Regions from separate parts of the Homo sapiens genome. Here all the other regions are linked to region 2. Evidence: read pairs that join two places in POLR2A ChIA-PET (ENCODE). Cell type or tissue: endothelial cell of umbilical vein. All regions are shown on one strand. Region 1 holds the start of MB (myoglobin). Region 2 has its middle 68 kb from the start of MCM5. Region 3 overlaps RBFOX2 (RNA binding fox-1 homolog 2).

The links. ChIA-PET counts read pairs that join two places held together with the same protein. Peaks named below come from ENCODE experiments on the same cell type or tissue, not always from the same donor. Only the 100,000 strongest peaks of a DNase experiment are listed, where the experiment ranks them.
Region 1: POLR2A ChIA-PET joins it to region 2 with 5 read pairs; 4 of 35 experiments call an interaction of 5 or more read pairs at or near these places.
Region 3: POLR2A ChIA-PET joins it to region 2 with 6 read pairs; 1 of 35 experiments calls an interaction of 5 or more read pairs at or near these places.

The regions. Positions count from the first base shown.
Region 1 is chr22:35,614,417-35,619,416 of GRCh38, forward strand. It overlaps MB (myoglobin), which reads right to left and starts at 2,913. Exons shown (of 3, transcript NM_005368.3): 1 at 2,747-2,913. The coding sequence starts at 2,841. In endothelial cell of umbilical vein, no CTCF peak of the experiment used is centred here; no DNase peak of the experiment used is centred here; H3K27me3 peaks cover 827 bases.
Region 2 is chr22:35,465,571-35,470,570 of GRCh38, forward strand. No RefSeq gene overlaps it. Among named protein-coding and RNA genes, the nearest start is that of MCM5, 68 kb to the left of the region's middle. In endothelial cell of umbilical vein, no CTCF peak of the experiment used is centred here; a DNase peak (open chromatin) is centred at 2,361; H3K27ac peaks cover 1,191 bases.
Region 3 is chr22:35,901,465-35,906,464 of GRCh38, forward strand. All of the region lies in intron 2 of RBFOX2 (RNA binding fox-1 homolog 2), which reads right to left. Among named protein-coding and RNA genes, the nearest start is that of RBFOX2, 120 kb to the right of the region's middle. In endothelial cell of umbilical vein, no CTCF peak of the experiment used is centred here; a DNase peak (open chromatin) is centred at 2,407.

The DNA of each region.
Region 1 (5,000 bases), 150 kb after region 2:
GTCTCTACTAAAAATACAAAAATTAGCCAGGCATGGTGGCATGCACCTGTAATCCCAGCAAGACTCCATCTCAAAAAAAAAAAAAAGGAGCAAGGATTCTGGATCCAAGCTGCCTGAATTTGAATTCCAGCTCCTTTCTTACTTGCTGTGTGACTTGGCGTAAGTTACTTAACCTCTCTGTTAAATGTGGTGATCATAATCATATCTACCTCATAAGATTGTTGTCAGGCTTCAGTGAGTGAAACACTTAAACAGAGCCCAGCAATCAGTATGTGCTGAATAAATGGTTGCTGTCTTTCTCCTCCTCATCATCTCTACCATTATCATTATCATTATCATTATCATCACCATCACCCAGGAATTTTTGGTCCTGCCTGTGGCTGCCATTAACCGGTGGAGACTCTCAGGCCCAGTTCCTCCCTGTAATGAGAAGTAGTGACCACCACTGGTGATTTTCAAACATTTTATGACCTTGAAATCCTTTGTTCCCCCCGCTCCCCAAAACAGCCAAAGTAAATAAAACAAAAAAGGTTTGAGTAAAGAAAGGAAAAACAGGGGTGTGGAGCCCACTCAGCAGCCCCCTCCCTTCCGAAGCCCCACTCCTGGAGCCAGAATCTCCAAGTGACCTTCCAGCTTCTGTGTTCTAGAATTTTATGTTTGTGTACGTGCAGTGAAGGCCTCAGTGTTTTACAGACTGGGCTTCATGGAATTTGCCCTCTTTTACAATCAGAAGATTGGAGACATAACCTTTCAAGGTCAGTTAGAAAATCCAGAGTCAGTATCTAGAACAAAGTCAAGATGCCAACTCTCACGGGTGGCATTTGCAGTCCTGGGCATGAGCCTCCTCCACCCTGCCCCCAGGGAGGCCATCCTCCCTGTACCCCAAATACTGAGAGGGCAGAACCAGCTGGCACAGTCTCTGCATGTCCCACAACCTAAGACGTGACAGGGCACCAGGCCTCTGGGACCTTTCAGGGACCAGCAACCCTAGGCATTATGTCTTATCCCTGGCTCCCGGCCCCCGGCAAACCTCCGTGATCCTCCCTGATGATGCAACACCCTGAGTCTCTTTCAAGACGTACAAGTCACTGCCTTAGGTCTGGCAGCTCCCAAATCACCTTGGAAAGACCTCTGCTCTGCAAACTCTGGTCTCCTACCTCCACGCCTGACTGTCCTGCCTCCTCGCCAAAGGCAAAAGTGCATCAAGGACTCAGAGAATTCTAGGGCATGAGCGTGGGACGGGATCTCGGAGACCATGGAAGACAATCCCTTCGCTCAACCAGCAGAGAAATAAGGCCCAGAGGTGGAGAGACTTGTCCAAGGTCACATGGCATATCTGTGGCCCAGGAGTTGATGTCAATTTGTGTGTGTGTGTTGGTCGGGGGAGCACTTTGTGCAATCCAACAGGGCCTGTTGCAGCCAGATGACAGGGACAGGAGAAGAAAGACATAAACACACTACGATGCCATTACAGTCAACAGAAAACTCAACTCTTCTTCCTCAAGTGTTTCTAGCACGGATCACCAACGGCTCAAATTTTAGATAACGGAGCTTCCAGGACCAGCCATGCTCCCGAGGTAGACGGAAGCTGGAAATGGGTAAAGCCCAAGGGAGACCCAAAGGACGACGGAGTGGAAGAGGAAAATTGGCTCTGGCTCACAAATAAGGAGAAATTAATCTGCAAATTAAAGTGCCAAAGACAATCCATTCACTTGTGGCAACCCCGGCGCCCACTTCCTTCCTCCCGTTGGCAGAAACGTTGATTCTTAACCTATTAGACTTCTGAGGGAACCAGCTCAGAATGGTGAGGGAAGGGGCCAAGAGAAGAGTGTATCACCTTTGGGATAGAAGGCAACGAGGAGATGAGCTTCTATGTACAAACCACAGCCACCCTCTATTTACAAACCTCAGAATTTTGTTTTCTTTGGTGTATTCTGGAATCCCTTGTGGTAGAAGGCAGGATATACTTGCAGACCACATCATTCAGACCTCTCAAACTAGAGACATACTCAACATCGAAGGTCACTAATGAGCCTCTATCTTCTGTTCTCTAATTGCAATGCTTTGAAAGGTCCCTAGCCTGGGCTTCATCAGTAATAGCTACTAACATTTCTAGGACTCAGTATATGCCAGGAACCATGCCAGGCCTCTTGCATGCATTATTTTATTTAATTCTCACATCTCCTCTAGGATATAGATATTAGGATATCCCCTCACTGTACAGGAGAGGAAATTGAGGCTCCGAGAGGTTGAGTACTTTCCCAAAGGTCACCCAGTGGCTCAGTGGCAGAGCCAAGTCTAGAACCAGATCTGTCTCCCCTTGAAGAGCATGTCTTAACCTTGACACTTTAAGAGCATTTAATGAGCTGTGACTCTGGAAATGTCCTCCCCTTCTCAGTCCCTTTTTGTCCTCATCCTGTAAGAGAGGTGGCTGTACAAAATCTCTCAGGACCCTTGTTAACTCTGACTGTCTATAATTCTAAAATTCTTCCTGGTGGACTCTGAGCATCCTAGGTTTGATTCTCATGCTTCCTCCAGCTGCTGACATCAGCCTGAAATGGCTCCTTTCCCTCTCCTGAGTCCAATCCCTGACACTTAAAAGCAAAGAAAAAGCAAGTGACCGTTCTAACACCCTTAACTAATGCAGCCAACTGACCTACCCCACGTGCAAACTTTCCACCTTGCAGCTGAACACCCTTGATCTTAGGGTGTGGGTGGCAGGGGCAATGGAATCTCTTCCTTTTACCTGATGAGGACTTCCTGCCCATGGCCTGGGATGTCAGCCTCCACCTTCCCCCAGACGTTCAGCACCAACTGCCATTCCCCGTCGCTGAGCCCCATGGCGCAGTCTGAAGAAGACAAAAAGAGCAAGTATGGGCTCACTGGGTGTCCTGGCCCCAACAGCTGGGGTTTGAGGCTGCCTGGTCCCAAGGGCGTTTTTATACCTTCTGGGATGCTTGACAAAGATCGCTCAATGGCTCGCTGTCCCCCTCCCCTGCCCTCCTTCACTTTCTCTCTCTCATCCAGGGAGGGTCTAATCTTTTCCTTTCTCTAGCCCTCACATGGGAAGCTATTTTAGGGCAGGTGCCATTGTGGCGAGGCAGGACAGCTCAGGCCACAGGGGGTGGGGTGGTTGTGCGTGTGGAAAGAAGGGGAGGAGGTTGGGCACTGTCTGGACTCTCATAGCCGACAGAAAGGGCACCACAGAAGCCGACGCCAGCAGCCTGAAACCCAACGCTCCCTGCGGTCAGCCCTCCCAAGAGGACCTGTCATGTTTCTAAGCTTGGCCACCAGGTGCCCCGGCTGGCCCCAGGACAGTCCTGGCCATTCGCAACCTCTCACGCACCTTCTGCCCCTTTGCCAGAGACCCCTCACCCAGCCAGAAGTGACAGAAAGGAACCGGATGGTTTTGTGCTTATAGCCAGGTGGTCCCAGGCAAGTCCACAATCTCTTAGAGAACTCCTGTTTTCATGACCCTGCTCAAAGGTTTCCCTCTGAAAAGTTTTTCTTGACATACTCCTTTGAGACACCACTAATTGCTTCCTCCTTTCCTTTCTTTGTGTAAGTTCCTGTTGCATTGCTTCCCAAAGGGCATCCTATTTCCTGGTTTTCATGCCATCTTCTCCATTAGGATAATAGCAGCCAGCACTCACAAGAGACTTTGCTGGGTGCCAGGCCCTGTCCCAAACACTTGGCATTTGGTAACTCATTTAATCCCCGCAAGACCTCCCAATGTGATAGGTACTGACATTATCCCTATTTAATTGAGAGAAAGTAGGGAAACATCACTGATGTACAACTAGTCGCTGGCAGAGTTGGGATTTGAACTCAGGAAGCCACGCCCCTTTCTTTGCAGTTTTCAGGAGGGCAGGAGCTCTGTTTTATTAACCCACGTATCTCTTGGGCCTCACATGGTGCTTTGTGCCAAGTTTGAACTGAATAAATGTTTATTGAGTAAATGGGTGGATGGTTTTGCAAAGAAAGAGAGTGGAGGATGATTAGCCTTATCTTACATCCATGCATCCTCCTTCAATCCATTCAGGTATTCAACCATCTATCCATTTATCCACTTGTCCATCCAGTTACTCATCCATCCATCCATCTGTCATCCCTTAATTCATCCATCCATCATCTCTTTGTCTATCCATGCATTCACTCATCTATCCATCCACCACCCATCCATCCAACATCTATCAATCCCTCCATCTATCCGACATCCCTTAATTCATCTATTCATCTATCCATCATCTCTTTGTCTATCCAGGCATTCATTCATCTATCCATCCACCCATCCATCCAAAATCCACCAGTTCCTCCATCTATCCATCTATCCATCCATCCATGTGTTCATCCATCCATCCCTCAATTCATTCATCCACCCATCATCCCTCCATTCATCCATCCACCCATCCCCTCATTCATCCATTCATTATCCCTCCATTCATCATCCCTCCCTCCATCCATCTATCCATCCATCACCCACCCATCCCTCCATCTATCTATCTGTTCCTCCATCCCTCCATCCATCCATCCACCCATTCCCTCATTCATCCACTCATTATCCCTCCATTCATCATCCCCCCTCCATCCATCTATCCATCCATCATCCACCCATCCCTCCATCTATCCTTCTATCCATCTGTAACTCCACCCATCCATCCATCCCTCTCACAGTGATAGAGCACCTACTGTGTGTCAGACACTGCTACATGCTGAGGATAACAAAATCAAATAAAACACCTTCCTGTGTTCAAGGAACTCAGAGTCTTTTTAGGGAGATAACTAAGAGGAATGAAAATACAGTACAGTTTGTTTAGTGCTATGATCAAGGTAGGCACAGGCCCTTCCTTCCATCTGCATAAGACTATACAGTTTACAAAGTGGCTGCTTGGCAAGATTACATCTAATCTTTACAACACCTCTGTGAGGTAGCGAGCACCACCCCGCTTTACAGCTGTGGGAGATGAGATTCAGAAAGGATAAGCCAGTGTTTGGGCCAT
Region 2 (5,000 bases):
CCAGGGCTCCTCTCGGCCTCCTCAGTGTGTTAGGTCTTTCTCCTTTTATTTTTATTTATTTATTTGAGACAAGGTCTTGCTCTGTTGCCCAGGGTAGAGTGCAGTGGGACCATCGTAGCTCACTGCGACCTTGAACTCCTGGGCTCAAGTGATCCTAGGACTACAGATTCCAGTAGCTGGGCCTACAGACATGTGCCACCACATCTGGCTAGTTTTTTTGTTTGTTTGTTTTTGAGATGGAGTCTCGCTCTGATGTCCAGGCTGGAGTGCAGTGGCGCGATCTCAGCTCACTGCAACCTCCACCTCCCGGGTTCAAGTGATTCTTCTGCCTCAGCCTCCCAAGTAGCTGAGGATTACAGGCGCACACCACCATGCCAGGTTAATTTTTGTATTTTTTGTAGAGATGAGGTTTCACTGTGTTGGCCAGGCTGGTCTCAAACTCCCAACCTCAAGTGATCCATCCATCTCAGCCTCCCAAAGTCATGCCTGGCTAATTTAAAAATATATTTATTTTTATAGGGACAAGTTCTTGCTATGTTTCCCAGGCTGGTCTCAAACTTCTGGGCTCAAGTGATCCTCCTGCCTCGGCTTCCCAAAGTGCTGGGATTACAGGCATGAGCCATCCATCTGGCCGCTCTTTCTTTTTAAATTATTTATTGAAAAAAATTAAAAAATTTTTATGGGTACATAGTAGGTGTATATATTTACTGGGTAGATGAGATATCCATTACCTCAAGCATTTATCCTTTGTGTTACAAACAACCCAATTATACTGTTAGTTATTTTGAAATGTACAATTAAATTATTATTGGCTATAATTACCCTGCTGTGCTATCAAATACTAGATCTTATTCATTCCTTTTTTTCTGAGACAGGGTCTTGTTCTGTCACGTAGGCTGGAGTACAGTGCTGTGATCATGGCTCACTGCAGCCTTGACCTCCTGGGCCCAAGCAATCCTCCCACTTCAGCCTCCCAAGTAGCTGGGACTATAGGTGTGCACCACCATGTCCGGCTAATTTTGTTTATTTTTTACAGAGACAGGGTCTTACTATGTTTCCCAGGCTGGTGTTGAACTCCTGGGTTCACAAATTCCTCCTGCCTCAGCCTCCCAAAGTGTTGCTATTATAGGTGTGAGCCACCATGCCTGGCCTTATTCATTCTTTCTACTATATTTTTGGACCCATTAACCATCCCTACTTTCCCCTGCCCCCCAACTACCCTTCCCAGCGTATAACCATCATTCTACTCTCTATCTCCATGGTTCAATTGTTTTAATTTTTAGCTCCCACAAATAAGTGAGAACATGTGAAGTTCGTCTTTCTGTGCCCGGCTTGCTTCACTTAACATAATGACCTCCAGTTTCATCCATGTTGTTGCAAATGACAGGATTTCATTCTTTTTTTTTTTTTTTTTTTTTGAGACGGAGTCTCCCTCTGTCGCCAGGCTGGAGTGCAGTGGCACGATCTCGGCTCACTGCAACCTCCAACTCCCTGGTTCAAGCGACTCTCCTGCCTCAGCCTCCCAAGTAGCTGGGATTACAGGCGTGCGCCACCATGCCCAGCTAATTTTTGTATTTTTAGGAGAGACAGGGTTTCACCGTGTTGGCCAGGGTGGCCTCTATCTCCTGCCCTTGTGTTCTGCCCGCCTTGGCCTCCCAAAGTGCTAGGATTACAGGCGTGAGCCACTGTGCCCAGCCTTTTGCCCATTTTAAAACTGGGTTATTAGGATTTTTCCTATAGGGTTGTTTGAGTTCCTTATCTATTCGATTATTAATCCCTTGTCAGATGTATAGTTTGCAAATATTTTCTCCCCTTCTGTGGGCTGTCTCTTCGCCTTGCTGATTGTTTCCTTTGCTGTGCAGAAGCTTTTTAACTTGATGGGATCCCATTTGTCCATTTTTGCTTTGGTTGCCTGTGCTTGTGAGGTATTTTTCAAGAAATCCGCCCAGAACAACGTCCTGGAGAGTTTCCCCATCTCCTTTTTTTCAAGTCTTATGCTTATTTATATTTATAAATATGACTTTTAGGTTTTTTTGAGGTGTGATTTGCCTCTTTTCAGTGCACAGTTTTACAAGTTTTGAAAAACAAAGTCACGCAAACACTGCCACAATCAAGACACGGAGCAGTTCCATCACCCCCCCGAAATTCTCTAATCTCAGCCCCTCAGCATCCCTGGATGCCAGGCTTAAGAAGTGGACTTCCTTCCCCTGGCAGAAGGAGGGCAGGGTCGGGCTCCGCGTCTGGGGGCTGTAGGCAGGGCTGGGGCTGTGCCATCTGCCTGCTCCTTCCTTCTGGCTGAGAGCACTGGGAGGAGGAGCCTGCAGGCTGAGGACAGGCTGTGCTGGGAGCAGGAAGCAAAGATCCCAGGCCCCAGAGCAGCTTCTGACCTTTAGAGGCTGCCTTTGTCTTGGACAGCCAGCTCTCCAGCTGCCTGCGGGGAATGCCCGGGCCTGCAGCTTTCACAGGAGCCATGGCCTGGGCCAGCTTCCATGTAGGCACCAAACGAAACTGCAGAGCCAGGCATGGCCCTGGGGTGCTGGGCCACAATGCCAGGCTCAGGAAACCAGTGTCCTGCCTGACACTGGGCCCTGGAACGGCCCAGCGAACTCCATTTTTTTTTTTTTTCATGAGGAAGGCAGGAGATGATAAGACACCTCCTCATCACAGTGTGCTTTGATGAGCTCTGCTAGGTTGGTCTGAGACCACTGTCTGGAGCCTGAACACTGCCAGAGTCATCTTTGCGTCTTCAGGGGAAATGTACTAGTGAATTGGTTGCATGTGCAACAAGCACTTGCTGGACTCTGGGGCCAGAACTCCCTGGGTTCAAATCCTGGGCTTACCACTGAGGCTCTGTGGCTTTGGGAAAATTATTTAGTGTGCCTCAGTTTTCTCATATATGAAATGGCTATAATAAGACTAATACCTATCTCAGAGAGTCGTAAGGATTAAATGAAAAAACACACTTAAAACACGTAGAATGTCCCTTGGTAAGTGTTAGCTGGCATTAATGTTATTTTGTTTCGGTTGTTTTGTTTTTGTTTGTGTGTGTGTGGTGTTTTTTTTTTTTTTTTTTTTTTTTGAGACACAGTCTCACTTTGTCACCCAGGCTAGAGTGCAGTGGCACAATCTTGGCTCACTGCAACCTCTGCCTTCCAGGTTCAAGCTATTCTCCTGCCTCAGCCTCCCGAGTAGCTGGAATTACAGGTGCCTGCCACCATGCCCGGCTAATTTTTTGTATTTTTAGTAGAGATGGAGTTTCACCATGTTAGCCAGGATGGTCTCCATCTCCTGACCTCATGCTCCACCCACCTCAGTTTCCCAGAGTGCTGGGATTACAAGCGTGAGCCACCACGCCCAGCATGATTTGTTTTGTTTTGTTTTTGAGACAGAGTTTGGCTTTGTCGCCCAGGCTGGAGTGCAGTGGCGCAATCTTGGCTCACTGCAACCTCTGCCTCTCAGACTCAAGCAGTTCTCCAGACTCAGCCTCCCGAGTAGCTGGGATTACAGGCACCCGCCATCATGCTGGGCTAATTTTTGTATTTTTAGTAGAGATGGGATTTCACCATGTTGGCCAGGCTGGTCTCAAACTCCTGACCTCAGGTGATCCACCCACCTTGGCCTCCCAAAGTGCTGGGATTACAGGCATGAGCCACCGCACATGGCCCCCATTAATGTTATTTTTATTGTTATTATTATTAAGTGGGAAAAAAAACTCACATTCTGATTCCAGCTGTGCCATCAACTGGCTGTATGGTGCTGGGCAATTCATGTCCCCTCTCTGAGCCTTATGTTCCACAGATACCATTGCTGGACAATTTCAACAATAGAAATAAGAGTGATGTTTATAGAGTTTTCTGCTCTAGCATGGTGCTCTGTCAATTATATTTTTGTCTTATTTGATTCTCTCGAGAAGTCTGTATAGTAAAGTGTCATTACCCACATTTTACAGATAAACAAACTGAGGTTTAGAGAGAATAAATAACTCCCCAGGGTCACCTGTCTACAGCTGGGGGAGACAGAAGTTGAACCCAGACGGTCCTGAATCCAAGGCTCAGAGGTTCAACTCCTGCTGTCCGCTGTTCAGGTGAAGTCAGGGGAATGGACTCAGGGTAGCCAGGCTGGCTGTGTGGTCTGCCCAAGGCATGGGTGACAGCAGCAGAAGACAGAGCGGGGAGGTCAGTGTAAAGGCAGAGGGATGGGCAGGGCCTCTGCCAGCCCTTGACCTCCTGGAGAAGCCAGTGAGGCTGACCTGGGGGCCTTCCCTGGGACATGTCCCTCATCCTTCCTCTACTCGAGGAGCCCAACAAGATACATGCTTGTGCCTGAGGGTAGGGTTGTTAGACTTCCCTGCATCAGCACCTTGTCTTTTAAGCAAGAGAGCTGGAGAGGGCCATGCTTAACCCAGAGAAATAAGTCACTAGTGCCATGTCATTCTCCTTTTTTTTTTTTTTTTTTTGAGACAGAGTCTTGCCCAGGCTGGAGTGCAGTGGCATGATCTCGGCTCACTGCAACCTCCGCCTCCCGGGTTCAAGCGATTCTTCTGCCTCAGCCTCCCGAGTAGCTGGGACTACAGGCACGTGCCACCACACCCAGCTAATTTTTGTATTTTCAGTAGAGACGAGGTTTCGCCATATTGGCCAGGCTGGTCTCGAACTCCTGACATCGTGATCCACCCACCTCGGTCTCCCAAAATGCTGGGATTACAGGTGTGACCCACCGTGCCCAGCCGTCAGTCCCTTCTTAAAAGCCCTGTGGCAGCTCCTCATGGCCCCAGGATGAAGAGGAGAGACGGAGGGGCAAGCAGTTTGCAAACCATCTGGACACTGGTGCCTGGGGAGGAGGCAACAACTCCTGCACTCAGCCCCTCGGCTGCGGAACTGGAAGAGGACACAGCCCCAAGGACAGAGACAAACAAACTGTGGGAGCCTTAGCTTCAGAGTCAAATAAATCTACGTTTCATCCTGTTTCTGCCACTTCCTGGGTGAGTGACTCTGGGCAAG
Region 3 (5,000 bases), 440 kb after region 2:
ATAGTAAAACTCTCATCTCAAGAAAAAAGTAAAAAACAACAACAAACGACAGAGATAGGGTTTGGGAGTTGGTGTACACATACTGTACTTGTGCACTGGCCAAAACACTGCTACTACTGATGTCATTCAGAGAATAGACCCAGAAACTTCTGTGAATGGTGGTTACCTTCTATGATGTCTAAACTAAGCTCTAGATGTATATATACATGGAGAAAGCGGTCCATCTCAAAGCTAGCCTCTTGGGAAAGGCAATTAAGTGATTTGTTAGAGCTCTTACTCCCAGTTATTAGGAAACCCAGAGCTACCACCCCTAAAACAGAAGACTGCATTATCTTGGCTGGGCGCGGTGACTCACACCTATAATCCCAGCAATTTGGGAGGCTGAGGCAGGCGGATCACTTGAGTTCAGGAGTTCAAGACCAGCCTGGCCAACATGGTGAAACCCCATCTCTGCTGAAAATACAAAAATTAGCCAGGTGTGGTGGTGCATCTGTAGTCTCAGCTACTCAGGAGGCTGAGGCAGGAGAATCGCTTGAACCCTAGAGGCAGAGGTTGCAGTCAGCTGAGAATGCACCACTGCACTCCAGCCTGGGCGACAGAGTGAGACTCTGTCTCAAAAAAAAAAGAGAAGAAAAGCTGCATCATCTTAAAAGACCCATCTTTCCTTATTACGTTTCAATTATACTCTCAAAGAACTTCCCTTACTTCTAACTAGCTTTCTCTGGTATCCCCTCCCTACAATTTTTGACGTCATGAAGTCCTCCCATCCCAACCACTTTTCCATTATCTACCCACTCCGGTTCTGCACCCTCTTTGTCCAATTTTGATGCCGTGTTCCATAATTACAATCTCTCCCTTGCAAATACCCTCAATCATTTGTCCTCTCCATCACTGCCACCTGACACAACTCCAATCCTGGTTAAATCCAATTGTCTGCCTTTTCTAGTGCCTATGCCCAATCAGCTGAATGTTGCTGAAGAAAAATCACATAACCAAGCTGACTGACTTCACTATATATTCATGATCACAAACCTCAAATGGACACTCAACGATGCCAAGCAATCCACCAAAGCTGCCCTTGAAAGCTTTCCTACTCCCCAAAATGACTATTTCTTGCTTCTCCTCAAACCTCCCTCATTCACTCTTCACTACCTACTCTCAGCTAATTTTCTTATTTTACTTTTTGTCTGTTTGTTTTGAGACAGGATCTCACTCTGTCGCCCAGGCTGGAGTGCAGTGGTGCGATCATGGCTCACTGCAGCCTTGACCTCCCGGGCTCAAACTATTCTCCCACCTCAGCCTCCCAAGTGGCTGGAACTACATGCACATGCCACCACGCCCAGCTAATTAAAAAAAAAAAAAAAAAATTTAGAGAAGGGGCGGGTCTCACTATGTTGCCCAGACTAGTCTTGAATTCCTGGGTTCAAGCAATCTTCCTGCCCCAGCCTCCCAAAATGCAGGGATTACAGCCATGAGCCACTACACACAACCTCTTAGCTAATTTTCTATGTCATTTTAAATGAGAAGCATTCAGACAGTATCTTCTTACCACTAAATCTAATGTTCTATAATAAGTAAATGATTAAATGAACCCTAATTTTTTTAAAGTTCTCCTTTGACCCCTCATCTCCCTCCAGCTACCTGCTATTTCCCTGCTCACCACTTCAGGGTAAATTATCTTGAAAAAGTTGTTGTCTATATCTGTCTCAATTTCTTCACTTCTCATTTTCTTCAATCTACTCAAAACAAAGTTTCCAAGCCCTCCACTCCATTAAATCAACTTATCAAGGTCTACTACTTCCACATTTATCTGACCTCTTAGCAGGATTCAACAAAGCTGACAATCTTCTTAAAACATTCTCTTCTTCTGGCTTCTGAGATACTACAATGCCATTTTTTTTGTTTTTTCATGCATCACTGGTTACTGTTTCAGTATCTTTTTATGGCTTCTCCCTCGACAGACCTCTAAAAGGCAAGTGTTCCTTGGGGTTCAATCCTGAGTCATCTTCTCTAAGTTGTCTCATCCATTCCCATCACTTCAAATACCATCAACATGTTAATAACTACCAAGTTACACCCCTAGCAGAGACCTCTCCCCATGCTCCAATATGACTACTTAGCTGTCACACAAGCATGTCAAACTCAACATGCCCAAAATTGGGTCCTTAATTCTCCACCATCACCACCCTTGAAGTCCCCTGGTACTACCTGACAATTATGAAAGCCAGAAACCCTTCCTTCACCCCTCATCCCTCACATCCAACCTACAGCAACTTCTGTGTGTGTGACTTCACTTGACCTCCACTGCCTTAAACCACCTTAACCCAAGCCACCATCATCTCTTTCCTGAATATCACACTAGTTTCCCCATTTCCATTGTTGCTCCCTTCCAAAACACCATCACACAGCAGCCAGAGAAACTCTGTAAAACAAACACCAGATCTTATCACTCTCCTACTTCCACGGCATCACATTACATTTTTCTTTCCAAACTCCTTATGATGGTCTTTAAGGTCCTATATGACCTGCTATGTGCCCACTTCTCCAACCTCACTTCATACCATATCTCCTCTCAATCACTATTCTAAAGACACTGATTTTGTGTCAATTCCTCTCCCCCATACCCCTTAATTCCCTCTTTCTGAAATCCCTCCTCGTTCCACCTTCATTCTTTGCAAGCCAGGCTCCTTCTTATCTTTTAGAACTCAGCTTAAATATCACTTCCTCAAATAAAACTCTCCAGACTCCTCTATCTAGTTGGAGGTCTTTCCCCACAAGCCCGTACTCTCTGTTACTGTGCCCTGTTTATGTTCTTCCTAGCAGTTACCAAAATCTTTAATTATTTATGCTTTTTTTGGTTACAGATTTCTCCATTAGAAAGTAATGTTTTGTGTATGTCAGATACAACTGAAATCTTCTACTATGAAACGCTTTATCCTTTGACTTTTTGTTAGGGAAGGTCAAAGTTATTTGCAGGAGTTTCTGGCACTCAGGCAACTGTCTAACCAAGTCCTATAAATAAAGTTAGAGTGCTACTAATTTCACCCTAGTTACCAAAAGGACTCACAGCTTTGCCACAGATACAAACCACAAATAAATGCTGGTAACAATGGCTTTAAAATGCTACACTGTGAAATAATCATAACGTCAATATGAAAAGGCAGTTCCAATTTAATCATTTACTTTAAGCTAATCTGATAATCTACATTCCAAATTGTCTCCCTTCCAAAACTATAAATTTATTCTTCTCAGCACAATAATAGCATCCCAGTTCAAGCTCTCCTCTAATCAAGCTTGCTGTATATAAGTTAGTTAACTAGAGTCTAGAACTACGTCGTCTAACACGCAGCCAGCTGTCATATGTGGTTATGTGAATTTAACTTAATTAAAATTAAAATTTCAGTTACTTAATACTAGCCACATGTCAAGTGCTCAAGAGCCACGTGAGGATAGTGGCTATCATAATGGATAGGGCAGACATAAAACATTTCTATCATCACAGAAAGGTCTATTAGACAGAGCTGTCCTAGAACACGGTAATAACCAGGAAGCAAAAAGGCCCTCTAGGTATCCAGAATTCCAAAACATTCATTCCAAAATTTTCATCGGCAGGAAAACTCCATCAGACCTTCTCTCTGAATCTATTTATTTTTATTTTAGGAATATTTCTGTCCTGGTTATCTGGCTAATTGTCCACCAAAAATTTACAAAGCAAATTAAGAAAAGGAACTGGGAAGCAGTGGGGAATAAGTACCAGAGGAAAAAGGAATATTATGTTAGAGGCAGCCAACATAGGAAACAAGAAAGATGAAGAGAAAAAAAATCTAAAAAGCAGGTAAAATAGATAGATGATATATGTCAAAATGGTGCCACTTAGTAAGGCAAAACCAGCAAAAGCTCCTGAAATATTACTCTTTTATATTCCTAAACAATACTGATGCTGATACCTGTGTTAAAACCATTTAAAAATGCCCACTATTTTACTGTTAAGAAGAAATAAATTTTATAGTTATACAACACAATTTAGAAGGATTTATTTCTGAAATGACTGAATCTTAAATACCTTGGTCTTTAAAGAAGGGAAAATCCTCTCAGCTGGTTAGGATACTCAGCCATGAAGAAGAGAAATATTCTGCACAAATTCAAGAGTTCAGTCCCTTGAATATGAATGAATGCGTTTACAGAGCAGGTATAGATATGTAAGTAAGACATGACTCTCCTGTTTAATGAATTATGGCTTATCCATACAGTGAAACACTGAACAGTATAGCCTTGGGGGAGGGGGATGAGGAAGCTCTTAAAATACCATTATGAAATACTCTAATAGAGTCATGCACTGCATAGCAATGTTTCAGTCAATGATGGAACACATATGTCATGGTGGTCCCGTAAGATGATAATGCCATGTTTTTACTGTGCCTTGTCCATGCTTAGATATGTTTAAATATGAAAATATTTGCCATTGTGTTACAATTGCCTACAGTAATCAGTAGAGTAACATGCTGTACTGGTTTGCAGCCTAAAGGCATTAGGCTGTACCATATATAATATATAGTCAGGTATATATCTAGGTTTGTGTAAGTACATTCTATGATGTTTTCACAATGAAGTCACCTAATGACACATTTCTCAAAAAGTATCCTTATCATTAAGCCATGCATACCGCATATGTCATTAAGTGGAAAAAAGAAAGGTTTAGCAATGGTTTTAAAACCAGTGGTTTTTTAAATGGGAGGAAAAGATCAAAGGAGGAATTATACACAAGAAGTAAAAAACACCCAGTGCCTGTAGGGGAAAGACACTGGGAACTCAAGACAGGAATGGGAGAGCAACTTTTCACGATATGACCATTTTCTACTTTTAAAATATTAACTTATGTAAATGTTATTTATTCAAAATACAATAATCATACATTTTATAAAAGTGAGTTCTCTATCCCTAAGAAATGTATAATCTAATGACTTACCCAGGCTTCAAAAAACAAAAGAAAAAAAATCACA